Linked DNA regions of Mus musculus: region 1 is linked to region 2. Evidence: chromatin loops called from intact Hi-C (ENCODE). Cell type or tissue: heart. All regions are shown on one strand. Links, peaks and the distances in the headings refer to the core of each region. The heading gives the core; the rest is flanking DNA. Region 1 has its middle 7.6 kb from the start of Gm16087. Region 2 holds the start of Bcl11b (B cell leukemia/lymphoma 11B).

The links. A loop is a pair of places that touch in the nucleus more often than their neighbours do. Peaks named below come from ENCODE experiments on the same cell type or tissue, not always from the same donor. Only the 100,000 strongest peaks of a DNase experiment are listed, where the experiment ranks them.
Region 1: it touches region 2 in a loop (5-fold over the local background); 6 of 42 quality-filtered maps call a loop at or near these places.

What each region holds. Positions count from the first base shown.
Region 1 is chr12:106,958,485-106,968,583 of GRCm38, reverse strand. No RefSeq gene overlaps it. Among named protein-coding and RNA genes, the nearest start is that of Gm16087, 7.6 kb to the right of the region's middle. In heart, for the core only: a CTCF peak has its summit at 4,635; no DNase peak of the experiment used is centred there.
Region 2 is chr12:108,000,118-108,010,216 of GRCm38, reverse strand. Bcl11b (B cell leukemia/lymphoma 11B) reads left to right here and starts at 6,803. Exons shown (of 4, transcript NM_001079883.1): 1 at 6,803-7,131. The coding sequence starts at 7,074. In heart, for the core only: CTCF peaks have their summits at 3,610 and 3,844; no DNase peak of the experiment used is centred there; H3K4me3 peaks cover 1,719 bases; H3K27ac peaks cover 1,487 bases; H3K27me3 peaks cover 2,036 bases.

The sequences.
Region 1 (10,099 bases), core at 3,304-5,803, 1.0 Mb after region 2:
ACCTGGGCCAATGTCAGTGCATCGGCAATGGATATCTCGCTACCTGGCATGCCGTGGTCTAGGAGGTGAGGATTCCATCTTTCAGCGACTGGCAAGCGCCACCGGTGCCTGCGGGGAGACATAAAGATCTAAAGTAAAGATTCCCTGACCTCTGAGAATCTGCAATTTAGCACAGTGAGCTTTAAGATACGGGTTTAAGTAGACCCGAGGCTATGGATGCCACTTCAGACCCTCAGAAAGTATCAGGATGCAAAAGTCTGGATGCCGGAAGGAATACATCCAAGAATAAAGGCACTTTCATGAGGAAGGGGTGCACAGAGAGCAGTCAGGGTGTGGAGAAGGTTAAAGGTCAGAGGGTGGAGCCAACAGGGCATGAAGGAGCTGAGATCAGAGCCTTTATCTCTAGGACTGTGAAGTGTCTACCATGGAGCCTAGGTTGACATGAAGAGTAAGATAGACACAAGAGCATGAGGACATCCAGGGGACTCTCCTGGGGCCCCTCTATGTGTCCTGTAGCCCTAATTCTATATCTCTAGTTCTCGGGCCACTGGTTCTCAAGGATGTCAGACCAAGGACAGCAAATTAGCCTTCTCTTTGAACTTGGCTCAATTTCACCTCCAGGCTCTCTGTAAGATGAAGGTCGGTCTTCTGATCTGCAGCGCCTCGGATCCACTCCCACAGTCAAAGGCTTCTTTGAGCAAACTGTCCGAAGTGTCGCTCCGAAAAGAATTAGAAAACGCAGACTCTGCCTTGCACATTGATGCACTAACTCTGCCTGCCTTCACCCATTGTCAGACTACAGACATCAAAGAGCCTGTCAACACCACGGACGCCCTCAGGGAAGAAGGCTAGCCATTGCAGGTGTCTTCCTTAGTCTGGACTGAGTGGTTCATTGTGATAAATATCAGGCTTCAAGGATGGGGTCTAGAGAGCAAAGGGTGCATAAGTGCCCCCGGACTTAGGTTTAAGGACACATGGACATCTCTTCTCTTTCTTAAAAAAGTGTAACATTTGTTTGACACATAGGATTGTGTCATTATAACTATTCAGAGGGTGCAGAGTGACACCTCAATAGATGGATAATGTTCATACTGCAGTGTCCATCACCTCAGAGAGATATAATTTCCCTGTGCTGAGTTCATCCACCAAACAGGGTATTTAAAAAACTACGATGCTGTCGAATGGGTTTCTGTAGAAATCCCTCTCATTACCGTTTGTCTCCCATGTGAGTGGAGCTCTTGACGTGGAATGGAGGGCCAGTGTTAGTTCATGCCTGTCTCTGTAGAGACTGGGAGGGAAACACTGCTTCTGGGTGCTTTTAGAAACTCCATTTGTGTGAAGACATGAAAAACAATGGGTGATGTTCTACCCTTTAGAAAGTGCATCAGCGAGACCTCAACATCATAGGTACCACTCAGTGAACAAAATCCCAGGATATGGTGTAGAACGGTATTAACTCTTGCCTGGCAAGGGTTATTTTTATATGCTAGGCACTTGTCAGTGCTGAAATATTAACAAAAAACACATACGTTCTTTAGATTTATTTATTTTCTATTATGAGTACGTGTGATTGTGTGCGTGTATTCATGTGCACCACATGTGTGCATTGAATGGGGAGGCGAGAAAAGGCATCAGATCCCCTGGAATTGGAGTTACAGATGGTTGTGAGCTACCACATGGCTTCATGGAACCATACAGGAGCCCAGGTCTTGTGCAAGAACAGTAAATGCTCTTAAGCTACCTCTGAAGCCCTGAACAGCCACACATTTTTGAGCATTTGATTCAAGCCACACATGCGTTGGATTAAAATTTCATGTGTGTTAAATCACCTTGGTGGCAAATGACTTTGATGGGCTCTGTGACGAAGAGCAACTTTGTGACTCTCAGAAAATGTGACTCACTGCCCCATGTCTATTTGTCAATTCTATACAAAGTTTTCCCATCAAGTATTTTCAAAATTCATTCAATAATACCACAGTAGTAACTTTTTTTCCCCAACAAAGCCCATGACTATCTGCAAATGAGACAGAAGACAGAGATGGTGCCTCTTATATATGCTCCATCTGGCGTGTCCAACCCATGGCCTTTGGGCTACATGAGTCCCAGCACAGCTGCAAATGCAGCCCAACAACAACAACAAAAAATGCAAACTTACTTCAAATGTTATGAAACTGATTTTTTGATCTTTTCATTTTTTTGCTAACTCTATTGCATACTTTTGGGGTGTGAACTCTGTAGATGACAGATAGCGTCTGGATGTCCAAAGTGAGACACTATCTGTGGATAATAGATAACATGCATCTAATTATACATGCACACATCTGTGTATGGGGTGTGAAGGTGGAAGGAGAGTTTGGGGAAGGGATGGAGCTGGGTGGGGGAGGGGCAGACTAGGGCAATGCGCTTGAGTGTCTAAGTGTATGGGCTGCTCAAATGGGAATGTATGGATAGGTAAAGTGCCCGCCTTGGCTCTTGTTACTCTTCTATTGCTGTGACAAAATACTGTGACCGAGGCACCTCATAAATGGAGGGTTAGGGTCCATAATGGCAGGAGCATAGGTGGCACATGTGACAACAGGAATAGCCGAGAGCTCACACCCCAGACTGTAAACAACAGAGAGAGCTAATTGGGAATGCTTTTGAAACCTCAAAGTGGCCCCCACCAATGCCCATGCCACCCCACAATGCCCATGACACACTTCCTCTGGCAAGGCCACAATTCCTAATAGTGGGGATCAGACACTCAAACACCAGGGACTTATGGTGAAGCATCTGTCAAAGTGTCATACCACGCAAGTGTGAGGACCTGAGTTTGAGTCCTGGATGCGCATGAAGCTGGGTGCCCTGGTGACATTGTAATCCCAGCATTCCTATGTGCAGACAGAAGTGGACAGAGGAGTGCCTCCGGAAATTCACAGGACAGTTGACTACTCTACATAACAGCCATAAACAACACAGCGACCATGTCAGAGACTAAGTGGAATTTGAGGATGGACACCATGCATTGTCCTCTGATTTCCACATGTATGTGGTGGCCTGTACACATCTGTGTTCACACAGGAACACACCCAAGAGCACAACAATGAGGTATCTCTATGAACACCACCATCACTGCATACAATGGCTGAAGTAAAAAAAAAAAAAAAAACCTCAAAGTTTGTCTTTAATTACAATTATGATACTTTGCTTACCATCACAGAGGAGTCCAGGCCTTCTGCACGAACAGTAAATCTCTTAAGCTATCTCTGCAGCCGTGAACCACCACACAGTTTTGAGCATTTGATTCAAGCCACACATGTGTTGGATTTCTCCACACCAACTTCTGTATTAGTCAGCGTTCTCTAGAGTCACAGAACTGACGGGTCGTCTCTATATAGTAAGGGAATTTGTTGATGACTTAAGGTCTGTAGTCCAACTCCCAACAATGGTCAGCAGCAGCTGTGAATGGAAGTCCAAGGATCTAGCAGTTGCTCAGTCCCACAAGGCAAGCAGGTGAAGAAGAGAGAGAGTAAATATTCCTTCTTCCAGTGTCCTTATGTAGGACTACAGCAAAAGGTGTAGCCCAGACTAAAGGTGTGTGCCACCATGCCTTTAATCCCAGATGACCTTGAACTCAGAGATCTCCCTCTCTTAATTTTCTAGAATTCATAGCCACTATGCCTCAAGATCTCCATGCCAAGATCCAGGTCAGAAACTTGTATCTCCCAGCCTCCAGATTAGGATCACTGGTGAGCCTTCCAATTCTGGATTGTAGATAGAGTCAAGTTGACAACCAGGAACAGCCACTACGATCCCCCCCCTTGTCAACTTGACACAAATAATATCTCATATCCACATGAAACAATAACAAAGTCATGAATATGCAACTATTCCTTGTACAATAGCAAACATATTTGTAAATTTACAATGGGGAAATGTCCCTTGGGAACATTCTTTTACCAATTCTTTTACCAATTGATGTTAAAGAAATTGGAAGAAAGATAAATGTATTCATTAGCAAAATAAGTCAGAAGCTCCATATTACTTTATAATCCTTGTTTTTGCAACTGGCTATGTGGCCTTAGCTGGTATTTATAACAACCTTCCTTTACTACCCATTCTGTATTTCCTTTATTTCCTTCATCCTCAGCAAGAACCTCAGCAGGTGTGAGAGAGAGAGAGAGAGAGAGAGAGAGAGAGAGAGAGAGAGAGAGAAGAGAGAGAAATATTTTGTGATGCCTGGTGGTAATTATAATTGTATGAGTTCTGGATTTTACTATCTAGGAATGAACTCTCATGGGGACACAGACATGGCAGTTCCTTCACGCTGTGTCTGTGGCCGTTTGTGCTCTTGGATGGTGTAGTGAAGAAATGGGAGATGGTCAGGTCCACAATGCCTAAAAACTTACTATTGCTCTCATGACAAATAAACACAGATCTCTCTCTCTCTCTGTGTAAGTTTTCTTACCTCTGAGCAAGACCCTTTCGATTGTATTTCAAATAAAAGAAGATATAATCCGGAGGGCTGTAGAGATGGCCCAGAAGTTAAGAGCTGCAGCTGCTCTTAAGTACCTGGGTTTGGGTCCTAGCACCCATGTTGGACAGCTCCCACCTGCCTGTAGTTCCAACATCAGGGGATCAGACTCCCTCGCCTGGACATTACAGGTACTGCATGTGCACATGTGCGCATGCACAGTCCCCCACATAAATACAATGTGTGTGTTTGTGTGTGTGTAAAAATTACAATCCAAAGGCCACGACTTTTGTGCTTGACAGCTGACTAAGCACTTTGTAAAATATCCTTTCCTCCATATTTTTAAAAACAAGCCACCTTGTAACCATGCTGGTATATTTCAAAACAAACAAACAAACAAACCAAAACAGAATGTAGAAGGAGATCATTAAGTCTAAGTGATAAAGAGTCTGAGTGACAGAGATGATCTGACTCTTGGCTCCGTCCTCCACCACAGGGCCAATACAGCTGATAGGAATAACCCTGTAGTGCGTATAGGATTAAAATGTCAATAAGGAGTCTGAATATATTCCCCCGTGTATGTTTATGTTCGTGCATTCAGGCAGAAAACTCTCTAGCAATTTGTTATTGAATTAATAATTCGTCTGGCACATATTTATTAGCTGCTTAATATGTACAAGGCAGAGCTCTGTTCCTCCATGAGAGCAGCAAAGAAGGACACCTGTGTCCTCAAGAAAGCCCTGTCTTGATAAGGTGTCTCTGACCCGATTTAATTTGCAGACAGATAGGGCCTGAGTTGGGGGTCCTATAGCTTCAGAGAGTGGATATTCAAGCACAAATAGACAGTCAGGTTTTGGCAGGAGACAGTGTTGCTCCTCCTCCCTGCAGCCTTGGGCTTCAGTGTCTGGCACATGCGAAAGAAGCAAGGATGGTAGCTGGATCAGGTGACATCTTAGGCAATACCAAGAGCTGAGCAACAGGTAACTGTAGCAGCATGGGGGGATACTGAGAAGGCTCATCTGGGGCATCCTGATCCTTATGGAGGACACAGAGCTGGTTAGCCATCCTTAGGGCAGTCAGGAATGAATGATTCTCAGGGAAACAGCAACACGGATGAACAGCTACACCATACAGAGCAAGAGCGTTGACAGAGACTGACACAGGAGTCACCCTGAGGACTCCCATCAAAGGGAGACTAAAGATAGGACAGCATTAGACTGGGGATCCAAACAGAATCACAAGTGAGGGCTGGATCCATCAGCGACAGACATTTTCTTTTTTAACAATTACTTGAACAAACTCCAGGACCCACAGCAGCCACCTGAGACATCAGTGCTGTCCGAGTCTCTCACTTCCTCTCTCTGAGTAGGTCTACACTCAGGACCGATGTGTGTGTAACCCGGTGGAAGCGAGTGGAGGCTTCTCAAAGCCCACATGCTCTTGAAGCCAAACTGTGATACCCCAAAAGAAAAGGGTTCTGCAGATGTAACTACTTCATCTTGATTGGATGAAGTAGAATTTTCCCAGAAGCCCTTAGGATCTAGCTAGCCTGGAAGAGATTCTAAAGCCCCTCTGAGGCTCTTAGGTGTTTAAAGCAACAGACCTGGCAGAGGAGGCAGGTGGGGCATAAGGGTATGGGAATATTCTTCATATATACATCGGGGTATTAGAGGTCACAGGACACCCAGAATAGCAGGGCCTGATCTTCCCTCTCCCTTCTCGGTGAGAGCTACAGACACTGTGGTCCCTTCGGAAGCCTTTCCTGGATAAAGACATAACTAGCAAATGACCATGACCTCATGGCTTGAGCTTTGAGCTTCACATCGAGTTCTTGCAGGAGGTTGGATCTCTGAAAGTCTATGGGCTTGGGCCACAGTATCTAGCCTCTTGCCAATTCAACTCTGTTAAGTTGTATCTTTTCACAACTTGGGCTTTCATTGCATCATCACGGGAAACCTTCAAAGGAGATTAGGTATGCCTTTGTCCTACACCCACACTCTGGATGCTGTCTGCCAGACTCACTACCTCTCCCCAGAGGATTTTCTTGAGGTCCTCTTTTCTTAAAAACAAAACAGAGACCAGACAAAAGTTTACCGTCAATTGTATTTTCTATTGCCTTGGTTGCCAGGAAACTCAGAGGCATAGGGGTGCTCAGACCAGTGGCCCCTGTCTTTTGGGCTAGTGAGATTCCACTCCTGTTCATGGTTTGTTTAAGTGCATTGTGGGTTGACTCAGTAACCCCTCCCTCCCGTGACGGAAGCTCAAAGGGCTGAGCTACATTTAAAACAAAAACAAAGGCAGCAATTTGTTGCATTTTCTTCATATGTGTGAATACATTCTGTGCTCATCTCTAAAGTCAGGAGAGAAGGAGGGCCTGGTGTTCTGTTTCTACTCTCTGCAAGTTGTGAATGACACAGAGGCTGTGGAGGAATGAACGGGAGCAATGCTAAGGACCGCTGAGTCATTAGATGCTGTGGTTTTGGTACCATATTTTGGCTATGCTTGCATTGGGATTTGGTGCTCCAGATCTGCATGTTAGTCCTCCTCTGCCCTCTCTCCATAGGCACTAGTGATCCCCGATGGAACCTGTCCTCCTTTCCCTCTATGTGGACACAGAGTGTAAGGCTTGTCTCTTTTGCCTTGCTGGCTCTTCCTTGTGCCAGGTTCAGGACTTGACACAGCATAGAAAGTAAAGTCTTGGAGATTACTTTGTTCTGGCATAAGAGGAAGCTAAAGAGAGTTTGTTTCCTTCTACCCACAGACAGCTTCCAGGTTGTGGGTACCCGCTGACAGTATGATGCTGGGACCACCTTGCTGTGAGCTTATCCGTCTCCAAGTTCCCCGCAGAAGTCACTAGATGAGAGGATATACTCGACACGCTGTTATTGTAAAGCAAACTTTGTGATCTGTGGTTGACTAATTTGTGCCCAGATGTTGACTAATTTGAGCATAGTAAAAAAAAGAAACTGAGGACATGTCAGGGAGATATCTCTGTTGGTAAAGTACCTGCTGTCCAAGGTTAGGGATCTGAGGCAGGTGTGGATGTACCGATATTCTCGTGGGAGGCAGAGGCAGGCAGCTGCTGGGGGTTCTCAGGCCAACCAGGCTAGCAAAATCAATGAATTATAGACCTAGTGGGAGACCCTGTCTCAAAAAGCAAGGTATTTGGTGTCTGAAGGAATGAAGCCCAAGACTGACATCTAAAAACTACCTGGACATGTATGCTTGTACCTATGCACACACAAATGCATACATTAATTGAAACACGACTAAACAAAGTAGTCTAGGCTTTCTGATGATACCTGAGAGTTCAGTTATACCGAGTTTATTTTGATATATGCTATTTTCAACTATAGTGGGCTTGTTAGAACTTTGAACCTCTTGTTAAAAGGCAAAAAGAATCTGTACTGTGGTCTTGGAGTTTGTATGGGGATATTTTTATCTTTTGGTTAATAGGTTTACGGGAAGCGAAGTTTTCAAGTATAGTAATATTCCCTATGTTTTCTTTATATGACTTTCTACCCGAGAGTGTAGAAAATTACCTCTAGGAATGGTGCCTAGAGGGGCAGGGGGAGTCCTGGGGGAGGTTGGGGAAGACTGTAATGAGCTAGCTCTCTAGCTCTTGCAGTTCTGGGGAGGGAATGAGAATATCTTGCTTCCAGGGTATCCACCAGCTTCCTGGTGCAGTTGCCTCAGTGCGAGTTCAAGTCTCACCTGGGAAGATTTAGGCTCCTGGAATTTTGTTGATTTGCATCCTGTTAGTGTTCCCTAACTCAGACCCAGCAAAAACAGTACAGAGATGGATGCCCCAAAAAAACTGGGTCCCTCCTGGAGCTGGGCTCTGCTTAGGTACTGATGGTGAATCAATCTCTCTGAGTCCCCCACCCTTCCCTCAGCCTTCAGGGGATGGAGCTACTTTTATACAAAATGAGTGACTTATTTGCTCATGCTTGCACATTTAATTTTGGAAGAGCTGTGATTGAAGCCCTTGCGTTCCTTTGTCTCTGAACCACAGGATCTCCTTACCATCCTACAAAATAGGTACAGAGTTTGTCCTGGGTCCCCAACCTCTGCAGGACTCCTACCTCTTAATTCTCTACCAAACTCACCAGACACTCTTTTCTGTAGTAGGAGATGCCCAGGCCTGCTGCTGACACATGTGTCTCCATAGCCCCCCCACCCCCCCACACCTGAGTTTTCACCCGTGTGTGTTCCCACCTGTGTCTCCACCTGTGTTTCCACCCGTATCTCCACCTGTGTTCCCACCTGGGTTTCCAACTATATTTCTACCTGTGTTCCCACCTGTGTTCCTACCTGTGTTTCCATCTGTGTCTCCACCTGTGTCTCTACCTGTGTTCCCACCTGTGTCTCCACCTTTGTCTCTGCCTGTGTTTCCACCTGTATCTCCACCTGTGTTCCCACCTGTGTTTCTACCTGTGTTCCCACCTATGTTTCCACCTGTGTCTCCACCTGTGTTTCCACCTGTGTCTCCACCTGTGTCTCTACCTGTGTTCCAACCTGTGTCTCCACCTGTTGATCTTTCCACTCCTCCCATCAAATATTCTCTTGATGACACTCAGGGTCACACAGCACAGATTTAAACAAAGCCCCACATCTGCCCAGGATTTATCACCTGTTAGCCAGACTGCAGGAAACTACCAAGGTTCATACTTCTGACAATTCCAGAGTTCGACCTTCTTAGTAAGGCAAAGGGAAGAGGAGAATTGTTTCATGTGAGCGCTCTCCAGAGGCTCCACGAGAGCAGGTGTCCACCCATCAAATGGTGTATATTTTCTGGAGACCCTAGCCTCAAGGTCACCAAGATGCTCCAAGTCCCACCTTCTCCTGTTTTCAGAGGGCCTTTGGTCTCTACCTCTTACTTTTTGACACTGATATCTACTTCTTAATTGTGACAAGATAAGGGAGTTCAGGGCAGAAGATATGCTGAAGCAGGGCACAGGCCATGGGTGGGGCTATGTGTTCTGATACGATTTGTACCCAGATGCCCCAAGGTGACAGTAAAGATATCATATGACCAGTAAAACTCAGACACTGATAAAACTGGACTGGTGTAGCCAGTCACAGTGGACACTGGCTGCCCACCACTAGGAGGACCCACAAACAGGAGGGAGCAGAGGAAGTCCCAATCCCAGACTAACTGTATCTTTTTTGAGCCACAAAAGCTCTGCTTTTCCCCGAAGTCACATGTTAAAGCACAGAACTCCAACTTGGCTGCGCTTCGAGATAGGCCCTCTAAAGAAGTTAAGGTTAAATGTGGTCGACCATGAGGGGGCGGGCCCTATCCAGCCGGATCAATGGCAGTGAGTGAGGTGCACCAAGTCTCAGGTCTCGGTCTCCTCAGGTATGTGCACCAAGCAAAGGGCAAGCCAGGAGAAGAGCCTCCATCACAAATTAAGCCAGAGATCTTGATACTGGACTTTTCGGTCTCCCAGAGTATAAGAAAAGGAGCTTTTCTGATTGAATTACCCAGTCTGTGCCTTTCTGTTTTAGCAGCTCAAGCATACTGATAGAGCCTATGTTAACTCTAGTTATTCCTTCCTCTCCCTCACAGCAAGCACAGGGAGACACAGGGGGCAATATCTACTGTCTCTAATGTGTCCTGCTTAACCGTAGCCTGACACCTTT
Region 2 (10,099 bases), core at 2,630-5,129:
TGGGGAATATTATCATCACATCTATATTTTAGAAGCCATTGTTGTTTCAAAGATCCCGAAGGCTTAAGATCACAGGGAAATCTTTTTTTTTTTAAGATGCAGATTAAACTAATATCAGAATGTACAGTGCTCTGTATGTATGTATCAGTTCTCCCTTGGGGGACATTCATTGTCTTTTGTTGTGGTAAATTGTCTGCCTTGTAAATGGTACCCAAAGTGCATCTTCTAGCCAACGTACATGTTGTTTTATTTTATATTACACTTTCTTTTCTTTTCTTTTCTTTTCTTTTCTTTTCTTTTCTTTTCTTTTCTTTTTTTTAAATACAGAGTCGCATGCCGCCTAGGCTGACCTTGGACTCGTTCTGCGCCCGAGGGTAACCTGAACACCTGATATCTCTGCCTCCCCTTCCCAACAATGCATGTTTGAATCCGAAACAACCGCTAACTTCTATACACAGTGGAGATGTTGCCTCCCACCCTCAGTAGCCGTCCTGTCCAGCCTGGTTTGCAAATGGGCTTTCAGTCCCAGCCATCCCCTTAAACAGGAGGGAAGCCGTCAGCCCTAGCCTCTAGGATGCAAGCTATCTTTGTTGAATTCACTCGAAAGCATGTGTGTGGCTGTTTCTAAAACGGCAGAACAACAGATGAGCTCCCCCTTCCAGCCTTTCCAGCTCTGGAAGGCACAACTGAAGCAAGGTGTTGGCTGGCTTTTCTTTTCCTTTCTTTCTTGTGTTTTTCTTTTCTTTTTTTTTTTTTTCACCCCCTCGCACTGTTCTCATTAGCTGCGCCTTTCAGGAGGGATGCTAGCCTGACTGACTCATGCTCCTTTCTTCCCAAGGCCTCCTTCCCCCTCACTTCCCTTGTAGTACATCACTGCACAGATAGGGGTTTTCACAGCCTGGGCCTTGGGGGTGGGGGCAGCTCTCGATTGAATCAAACTTGTCTACAACTCTAAGCTTAACATCTCCTGAAACTTCCTCCTTCTCATACTGCTTAAGGATACAAACTAATTAATCCTCACAGCCTCATCAAACCCTCGTTGGGAAGGTGATCTTCACAATTGCCACCATCCCCAGCCCTCCCCAGCCCTCCCCATCTCCTGTCACCAGGCACCTCCTTGTCGCCCTGGTTCTCTGCCACAGCCCTGACAGCCAGAGCTGGAACTGAAAATTCCCTTCTGAATCCTGATGCTTTCCCAAATGAACCATCTTCACCCTTCTGAGCACACCCTGGCCTCTGCTCTCAACAGGGCAGGTTGCTCCATCACCAGATCACTGAACTCAGGCCCCAGTGTGGGTGCCATGTGCCAGCGTGTCTGAAATAGAAATGTCACCATCTTCAGGGAAATGGCCCCCTCTGCATTTTTAAGTCCCACCAGACATGCTAAGACCCAGAATAGCAGCAGGTACGTCCTGCGCATGACACACCCGTGTGGAGTTAGGTCCACCTCACTCTGACCCCTGTCTGTGAGAGGAGAGAGTGTAAGCTTGGTGAGGCTCTTTCCCAACTGTGTGATGGTTTCCCTGCCCAATTTGAATTGATGACTCAACTAAAGAATTAAAATTAGCAAGGCAAGAAAATTCCAAACTCGGTGAGAAGGCTGTAGAAATAGTTCCAGATCCCCTAATACCAAGCCATTCAGGATCACTTCTGATGACAGGGGCAGAGTTAGGAACATTCAGTGTGGGCGTGTGTCCTTTTTCAGATATAGAGGAATGGGCACGTTTTGTTTTTTGTTTTTTGCTTTTTAATATTTTAAAAGGGAAAATAAAGTACGAATCAGGATCACTGAAACTGTTTCTAAGTCTTCCAGGCTGCAGACTTAAAGAAAGCAGGCAGGCTTACCTCTGTCTCATTCCCCCAGCCCCCAAGCCTATTTCAGCCTACTTCAAGTAGTTAAATGATTCTTAAAAATCCACTATGGTCTGAAGACTAAGCTTTTCTTTTGGCGGGGGTGGGGGGGTGGGGGGGGGAGAAAGAGGAAAGAAAAGAAGAAGTAATGACTCATGTCTTAACAAAAGCCTGGATCTTAAATTTAACAAGAACAAACCGAAGAAGAGTGAGAGGCAAGTTTGGGGATCCTGTTTAGCCTTTAGTTGCCAAGGCCTAAACCCTCTGTTATCCAGCAAAGCCTTCCCTTTAACTAGGAAGTACATGTGATTCTAGATGGCGTTCGGGGCCACTTACCAGGCCTCTCCTGACCACCGAGGAGTCTGGATTTGATCCCTGAATGGTTTTAAGCAGAGCAGGAGAGATGGTTCAACCAGCAGAGGCCTTTGCAGAGAAGCCCGAGGACGTGGGTCCCTGGGGCCCTACATACAGGTGGAGGGAGAGAACGGAGTCCACAAACCACACACACATCTTAAATATGTTAATTAAATTGAAAGGATTTCAAATCACCAGGAAAGCCATCAAGATCATCTTGGGCGCCTTCTTAGTGTGTATAGGACTGGCTGGGGGCTTCTGTTCTCAAAAAGGTGTAGATGCTCCGATCAGAGCGTTCACTGAGTTTTCTGAGTCTTCACAGTCAATAAGGTTTGGAGCCTGGGGGAACAGAAGCAGCAGGCATAGCTTACTTCTGAGTTTGCCCCACACTTGTGAAAATGAGAAGATTCGCCTTCTCTTTGCACAGATTTTTTTTTTTTAAAGCACCAGAAATGAAACCAATTTGGTAAAGCTGTGTTGTTGGGACTTCAGACAGCTCCAAAGTTATCTGTCTACATTTCAGAGGGAGGATCCTTGGGAGAAGATAACAAAAACAAACGGAATGTCTGTTTTTTCCTGCAAGGACTCCAGGACTTCCCATCCCCCCCCCCCCCCGCCCCCCTCCCCGCGCTTATCTAGATCGATCCAGATTTTCGTAAAGACATAAGATAAAATATAACAGCTCAGAAGGCAAAGACAACATTACAGACTCTTCCACTGGTCCCAGTCTGTGCCTAAAGGATTGAAAATTCTTCAAGGAATTTTAAGCAAAAAGCTTGACCAAGGCTCTGCCCAGTCTGCCCTCACTTGTGCCTGTCATACGGAGCACACGCAGGGAGTTAGGACCCCAGGCAAGTTTAAAAAAAAAAAAGCACTTTGATTCGGTGAAGAGAATTTTAATTTTAATTTTTGAACAATTCCTCTGTGAAGGACGACTCCCCTATCCTTAAAGGGACGCAGGCTGTGGAGATTCACTCTGAGAAAGCAGTGTGAAGCTGGGCAAGAAAGAGCAAAGCATTGTGACATTCATATTTATTCTCTCTCATTTATTTTTATCTGATTATGGTCTGTGTCAAGAGTAGAGCACACAGTAGGCCAAACGCAGGTACAGGAGAAATGATGCTAAGGTTCTATGCAAGGGCTTCAGGCCCACGTTTGAACCTTCACTCTTTTGGGTAGCCACCTGCACACCCCCACCCCTCTGTGTGTGTGTGTGTGTGTGTGTGTGTGTGTGAATGAACTTTATTCTAAACAATGCTTCGTCGTAGGTGGGTAGATCTGTGTAAGGATTTTTTTGGATATACCTGCCTGACCCAAGGTCCTGAGCAAACGCTACTGATTTCCAGCCCAGTATGACAGAGCGCAGAGAGAGCCAGAGCTGATACCCTGGAGCCCGAGGCCTAAGTCAGGCGGGTCGAGCAAGAGGTCAAGGTCGGCAGAGAGGCAGCTATTGATCTGGTTGGGAACCGGAGACACGGAGCGCCGCAAGACTAAAGGGGGAGCTGTGAGACCAGACATTAACAGCTTTCAGCGCAAATGAAGCCGTGCCAGACGGGCAGAGGGAAAAGGAGGAGACTGGAGTGGCAGCTGGGATCGCTTGCTGCCTGCGCCCGGGCGCCTCTTGGGAGAGGAGGAGGCACAGGCAGGGCAGGGCGGCCTCTTGCTGGCGGCCGCGAGGTGGAGCGCGCGGCGGCGACAGCGACAGCTCGGGCCCTGCACCAGCCTTCAGCGCGCGCGCCTTCCCACCGTCGGGGTAGCGCGTGGTCCGGGGAGGACCTGCTGGGGTCAGTCCGGACTGCGGCCGCTGCTTCCCGCTGCCCTGTCCCCGGTCCCCCCGTGCTCTAGCAGGCAGCTGACTCCTGGACCCCTAAGCTCCCTGTTTTCCGAAAGAGCCCCTCTTCCTCCTCCCTCGACCCGGGCCCCTGGCTCGCTCCCCCGTACTCGTAGCCATCTCCCCCAGAAGGTGAGGGCCGTGTTTGAATTTCGCGCCCATGGTGGCAGGCTGCCTTGGGCAGGGCGCAGCGTCTTAAGTCCAGACTTGCCCCTGATGTGCTGTGTGTTTTTGGGCAAAGTCGTATCCTTCTCTGGCCTTCCTTCCCATCTGCGAGTCTAAGAGACAGAAGGCTAGTTGATCTTTCAAATTGATGCGGGGGTGTGCGGATAAGGGCAGTTTATGGATTTCTTGGGAAGTTTATTAAAGGGTGGGTGTGGGTTATATTATTTTCCTACTTCGGCCACTTTCCTAGAATTCTTTTTTCCAGTGAGACGGGATGGGTTGAGAGGAGACGCTTCCAGACTTTGGACCACGTGGAGGGGTGCCCATGTGTGTGTGGTAGTGGGCGGCTACACGCGGCCTGCGGAAGGAGGTGCAAGCCCTCCCCCAACCAGCATCATCTCAGCCTCGCCTCGGTCGGTAGACCCTGCAGTCCATAAGCGCTGGAAACTGCAAGCCGGGGCACATCGTACAGTGATTGTTTTGGGTGAAGTGGGAAGGGAAGAGAGATCCTTCTTTCCTTGCTCCTAGCACTACGCCTCTTCCTTGGTGCCATGGCCCCACCCATGGCTTTCAGGATGAACAAAAAGCCCAGGTGCCCCCTGAGGAGCAGGCCCCGGGAGAGGCGGCTCGCCTGGAGGCCTTGCAGCCTCGCCAATCCCTGGGCTGAAGCCGGGGCGCCGGGCCTGGGGCGGAGTGAGGGTGGTGCAGCCAGGCTCACCACAAAACTCAGCCCCAGCCAGGCCCCGACCCGCCCTGGCCGCCGGGGAAGGGAGAGGGGTCCAGCCTACTGGCGCGCCCAGCGCGGGAGGCCAGGTTATCCAGTAGACCCAGCTGGTCTCCAGGAGGAGAGCGCCGGGAGGGGGCGGTGCATTCGGGACTGCAGCCTGGCCTTGTCCCCGGGCCACGGGCAGGCCCCCACAACTCCCCTTGTCCTGGCCGGCTGGAGATCAAACGGTTGAAAAGGCGGCTCTGTCCTTCCTGGTCGGACAAGCAATTTCAAGTCCGATCCCGGGCGATGGAGGAGGGGGACGACTTCCAGGTTGCAGAGATTTCACGGAGGGAATTGGGGGGGGGGTCGCCGCTACGAGGCACCCTCCTTTCCCAGCGCTGACCACGCCCACTTCTGGGTCTGTGAGTCCCAGACTTCTCCCACGTGGAGTGCCCCCCAACCCGTCCCTCTAGCGCGTGCTTCCCAAGGAGACTAGGGTGTGGGGGCGGGGCAGTGCTTGACCCCTAGGAGTTAATGGGGCCCAGAAGGGCGAAGAACCCTTCTGGAATGGGATTCAAACAAAATGTGCCCCCCCCCACTGTGCCCCTCAGTATCATTAATTTTGTTGTTTGAGACGACCAACCCCCAACGGTTTATATGGAGACACTTTTTTGGAAGTTTCTACAAAATGCTCCCCTCTCCAAATAAGTAAAACCAACTGTAACTACTTTTCTAGAGAGTGAAGGAAAACAATTTTATCTGTCGCCTCAGTCTCCCCCAGCCCGTGGTTTCCAGCCCTCTTTCTCGAGTGGGTGGGTTTGGACTTGCTTGGACTCAGTGTACCTCAGTTACTCACACAGCACTCCGCCCCCTTTCTCAGGGAGTCCGGCTCCCGGGGGAGGAAGAGTGAGTGGGGACAAGATTTTATTTTATTTATCCCCCCCCACCCTCTTTTGCGCTACCGGTGCTCGGTGATAAGACCAGCTTACAAAAACAGTAGTTTGCACGTGTGGCCGGCCGGCCTGGGTTGCGGGTGTGCGCACTGGCGAGTGTGTGTGAGTGCGCGCGCGCGTGTCTCGGTGTGTGCTTTCTTGTTCTCTTACAGGGTACAATGTTAAAAAGCCACCGCTAGTCGCCCCCAGTGCTCCGACTCTCTGGGTCTTTTTGTCTCTAGAGCAGATTAAACGTCACGTCCGCACTTGAACTTGAATTTTATCCCATTGTACAGAGGCAGCCCCAGCCACAGAGAGACCGAGAGCTCCCGGAGAACCCGGACTCCGCCATCTTCACGTTGCAATCTATAGCTCCCGTCCACGCCCGCACCGACCCGGGCGCACTGGGCGAGCCGCCCCGCAGCCCCGCTCCCCCTGGGCCCGCGGCGCCGGGCAGCGCTGGGGAGCGCACGCGGGGACCCGCAGCCCCTCCGGCCGGCGCCAGCCTGCCAGGTGACCCGGGAAGGAGCCGCTCCCGGAGTCCCCCAGAGCCTCGGAGGGGTCAGCCTCCGAGAAAGAAAAAAAGCAGGCAGCGCGCAGAAAACCCAGAAAGAGCCGAACCAAGGCAGCTTTTCATTGCTTTTGGGTTTTTGAGGGGGCGGGGTGAGGGGGTACGAGACAAGTCCCCAAGTTTTCTTTGCCTTTTTTTTTTTTTTGGCTTTTTTGAAATTTGTTTGCATTTTTTCCTCCCCCCTCCCCTTGGGTGGAAGTGCGCGTTCCACCTACCAGACCCCGAAAGAAAAGTGTCAGAGGCCGGTGCAAAACCCGGCGTAACTTCAAGAAGACATTTACAAGTCTAAGAGGCCAAGCACTTTGAAGAAGTGTGAGAGATATTTTTCCTCCAAAAGAATATATTTTTAAAGAAACCGGCCAGCCAGCGGCGAGCAACAGCAGTTTTATAATTTATTTTAGCCTTTTCTCTATTTTAGAGCAAGCCATCTTCCTGGCTTTTTCTTCTTTCTTTTTGCAAAAACAAAAACAAAAACACAGCCCAGAAGAAAGAGCAAAATAAAGACGAAGAAGAAGAAGAGGAGGAGGAAGAGGAAGAGAGGAAGGGCAGAGGCACCAACCCGGGCGGAGGAGGAGGCGCGGCGGCGGCGGCGGCTCAGACCCCCTCCCCGGCCCGCATCTGTGCAGCTTTCCGGGCGATGCCAGAATAGATGCCGGGGCAATGTCCCGCCGCAAACAGGGCAACCCGCAGCACTTGTCCCAGAGGGAACTCATCACGCGTAAGTGTCTGCCGCACGCGCGAAGGGCCGGCGGCTGGGGCTCCGGGCGCCCGGGGCTGGGGACACCAACCCGGGAGCAGCGGCCGAGCGTGGGGTTCTGGGAAAGTTTCTCTGCAGCCGGGGGCAGCCGCCGCGGGCTCCGGGCCGGGGAGGGGGCGCGCGGGCTTGCAGGCGGCTGTGCGCGCCGAGCCCGGCCGGACGCTCGGCCCTCCAAGCGGCGTGTGTGGCGGCGGCGGCGCTGGTGGCGGGGTTTGGAGAGGAGGGGGAGGGGGCCGAGGAGTGGAGGGGGAGGGGGAGCCGGGAAAAGTTGGCGAGCGCGTGGGTCCGCGCTCGGAGGAGCGGGCGGACGGAGCCCCGAGAGCGCCCTGGACCCAGGGACCCGCAGGGGAAAGGGATGGCCGCGGGCTTCGGGTTCCCGGTCGCTGCGCCCCGCCAGGCTGGGCGCCGACCGCGCCGCTGCTAGGATTCCGAAGCCGCCGTCCCCTCCCCTCCTCTCGCTATTTGCAAAAGAATCCAGCTGCGCAGCTGTTTGCTGTGCTGGAGCACCCCCTCCTCATTTCCCCACCTCCGTCTCCTGGGACGGTCTTGTCTTCTTTCCCCCCCCAACTCAAAAAAAAAAAAAAGGTGTGGGGGGGAGGTTTTGGGTTGGTGAAAAAAAAATCCCCGCCACGAGTTAACAAAAAAGTCATGAGTGGGGAAAAAAAAGGGATGCTCTTATAACAGTAAAAATGAAGAGAAAGAAAAAGGAAGGGGAGAAAATACCTATCATCCTCTTATCCATCTTTCTATCTCTGTATCTTTCATCTTCCCATCTAAATAAACAAGGCAGGTCGCGGTGCAAATCCGCCGGATTTCAAGCAAGTGGAGGGGCTTGCAAAGTCAGGCAGCAGGGCAGACTCTCAGCAGCTTCCACCGCCCCAGCTGGGTTCATTTAGAAAAGAAAACGCCAGCGCGAGCCGCGCAGGTACACAGTTCTCCCAGAGCCAGCCGGGTACCCGCGCTGCCACCGGCGAGGTCGGCTTGCAGAGCTCTGGGAAGCCCCGGCCGCAGCCTGCGCGAGTCTCTCCCCCGCGGGTTTTTTTTTTTTTTTTGGTCGCGGTTGCTTTTTATTTATTAAATTTTTTATTGCAATAGAAATAAAATTTCCTCTGGGTGCCATCGAGACCTCAGGCAGGTTGTAATCTTGCAATCCTTCGCTCACCTCGCTGCGTTGGGGCCGGGCTCCCGGCTCTGGAGCTGGAGAAGCCTGTGAATGACGGCCGCCGCTGAGGACTGGCTGCCCTGCAGTCGAGAGCCGAATATTTATGTTATATTTTAAAGAATTTAAATAAATAAATAAATATATAAAGGGGCTCTCCCCTCCCCTCCAACCCAGCACAGGAGCCATCTGCTCGAAGCTATTGCTGTTCCCTCTCTCCTTTGTTACCGCAGACACCTTAGTAAGAATTTGTGCGTTTATTATTATTATTATTATTGTCGTTGTTGTTGTTATTATCTTGTGGGGCATATATATTAAAGTGAGGTTCTTAGGAAAGGGATGTCTCTTAAGGGGAGGAGAGAAGGGGAGTCTTATTTATTTTTTTTCAGTGTTGTAATGTCAAAGGAGACTTGCTGGTTGCATTTAAAACAAAATGTTTTGCAACCAGATTTGAGCCTGGTCTCATCAAGGTCCTTTTGACCACTTGACTTTTATTTTCTTGCTTTAGTACGCCGCAGCCACGGGTTATTTTACAGTCCCTCCCTACCTTTAGGTGAAGTGGTTGTTAAAAACCTCCACACTTCCAGACCCTAATTTGTCCGGGAGGCAGTTGGCCGCCACCCCCATCCCCTGTATAATTACCAGAATTGTATTTGAGGAGGGGAGAGAGTCGGTGGGAAGGGGGAGAAACTGGTAGCCCCCAACTCTGGAGCATTTGCCGTATTAGGGGAAAAGCAGATAGATTTGCTGTCCCTCTCTGGGCATCCCTGGGACATCCTGAACAAGCCCTGAGCAGAGGGACTGGTGGCAGCTGGGTCTGGGGGGGGGGGGTTCAGGGGTGCTTCGTGTGACATCCTTCCATGCATTGGTTCTCTGTCTCACCCTTTCTCAGAGCATCTGGGAAAAGCCAGCTGACCTGCAGGAGAGGCAGAGAAGGCAGAGAAGTGCTGGGGAGAAAAGAGGCAGTGGAGGCCAGGCTGCTGAGCAAGTCTACCTGCCTTCTGGGGACCCTGGGGACCCTGGGAGCCTGGGCATTGTTTCAGGGGGGTAAGCAAGGAGAGTGGTCCGTATGGTGTTCAGAAAAACAGCCTAGAAGGGATAAGACAGGGATGCAGGAGATACAGTGTGGCCTGGGGAATGTGACTAGCTATGAAGCAGGGGATACAGGAGGCCTGGTTGCAAAAGGACTGGCCAGCAGAGCAGGTGTTATCTCAGCCCCTACAGGCAGTCACTCCCATGTGAGATTTCAGATCTGAAGGAAACCATCTAAAACATGGCAGATCGTTTTCACTTGGGTGGCAGCCTTGGGCCTGTGGGGCAGCAGCTAAAGGCTCTTTGGAGATGATGCAACTTAGAATCACTGATGGCCTAGGAAACCAGAAAAAGCCCAGAAATGGCATCCCTGATCTTGGTGTATGTTTCCCAGGGTAGGAGAAGGGCTTCATAGCATGCTACGGTTTCAGGCAGGATGGGTAGGAAGAGGACTGAGGTAGCTAAGGGGGTGGGAGACAGCTGGAAAAGAAGATCTGGGCTTCTGGTTTGTTTCAAAATGTTTGACCCAGATGGATGCGGCTTTTCAAACAGGAGGGCAGACACAGACATTAGGAAAAACAAACACAGATCAGCCTGGGGAACGGTGCTAGGGAGGTAACGCAGGAGGCAGCCGCTGGCCAGGCAGAAGGAAGGGCCTGTACCAGCCATGCCAGGCAGGGTCAGGCAGAAGGAAATGCAGTCTGAGGTCCGTGGAAAAGCTCAAAGGTTTTTCTGAGG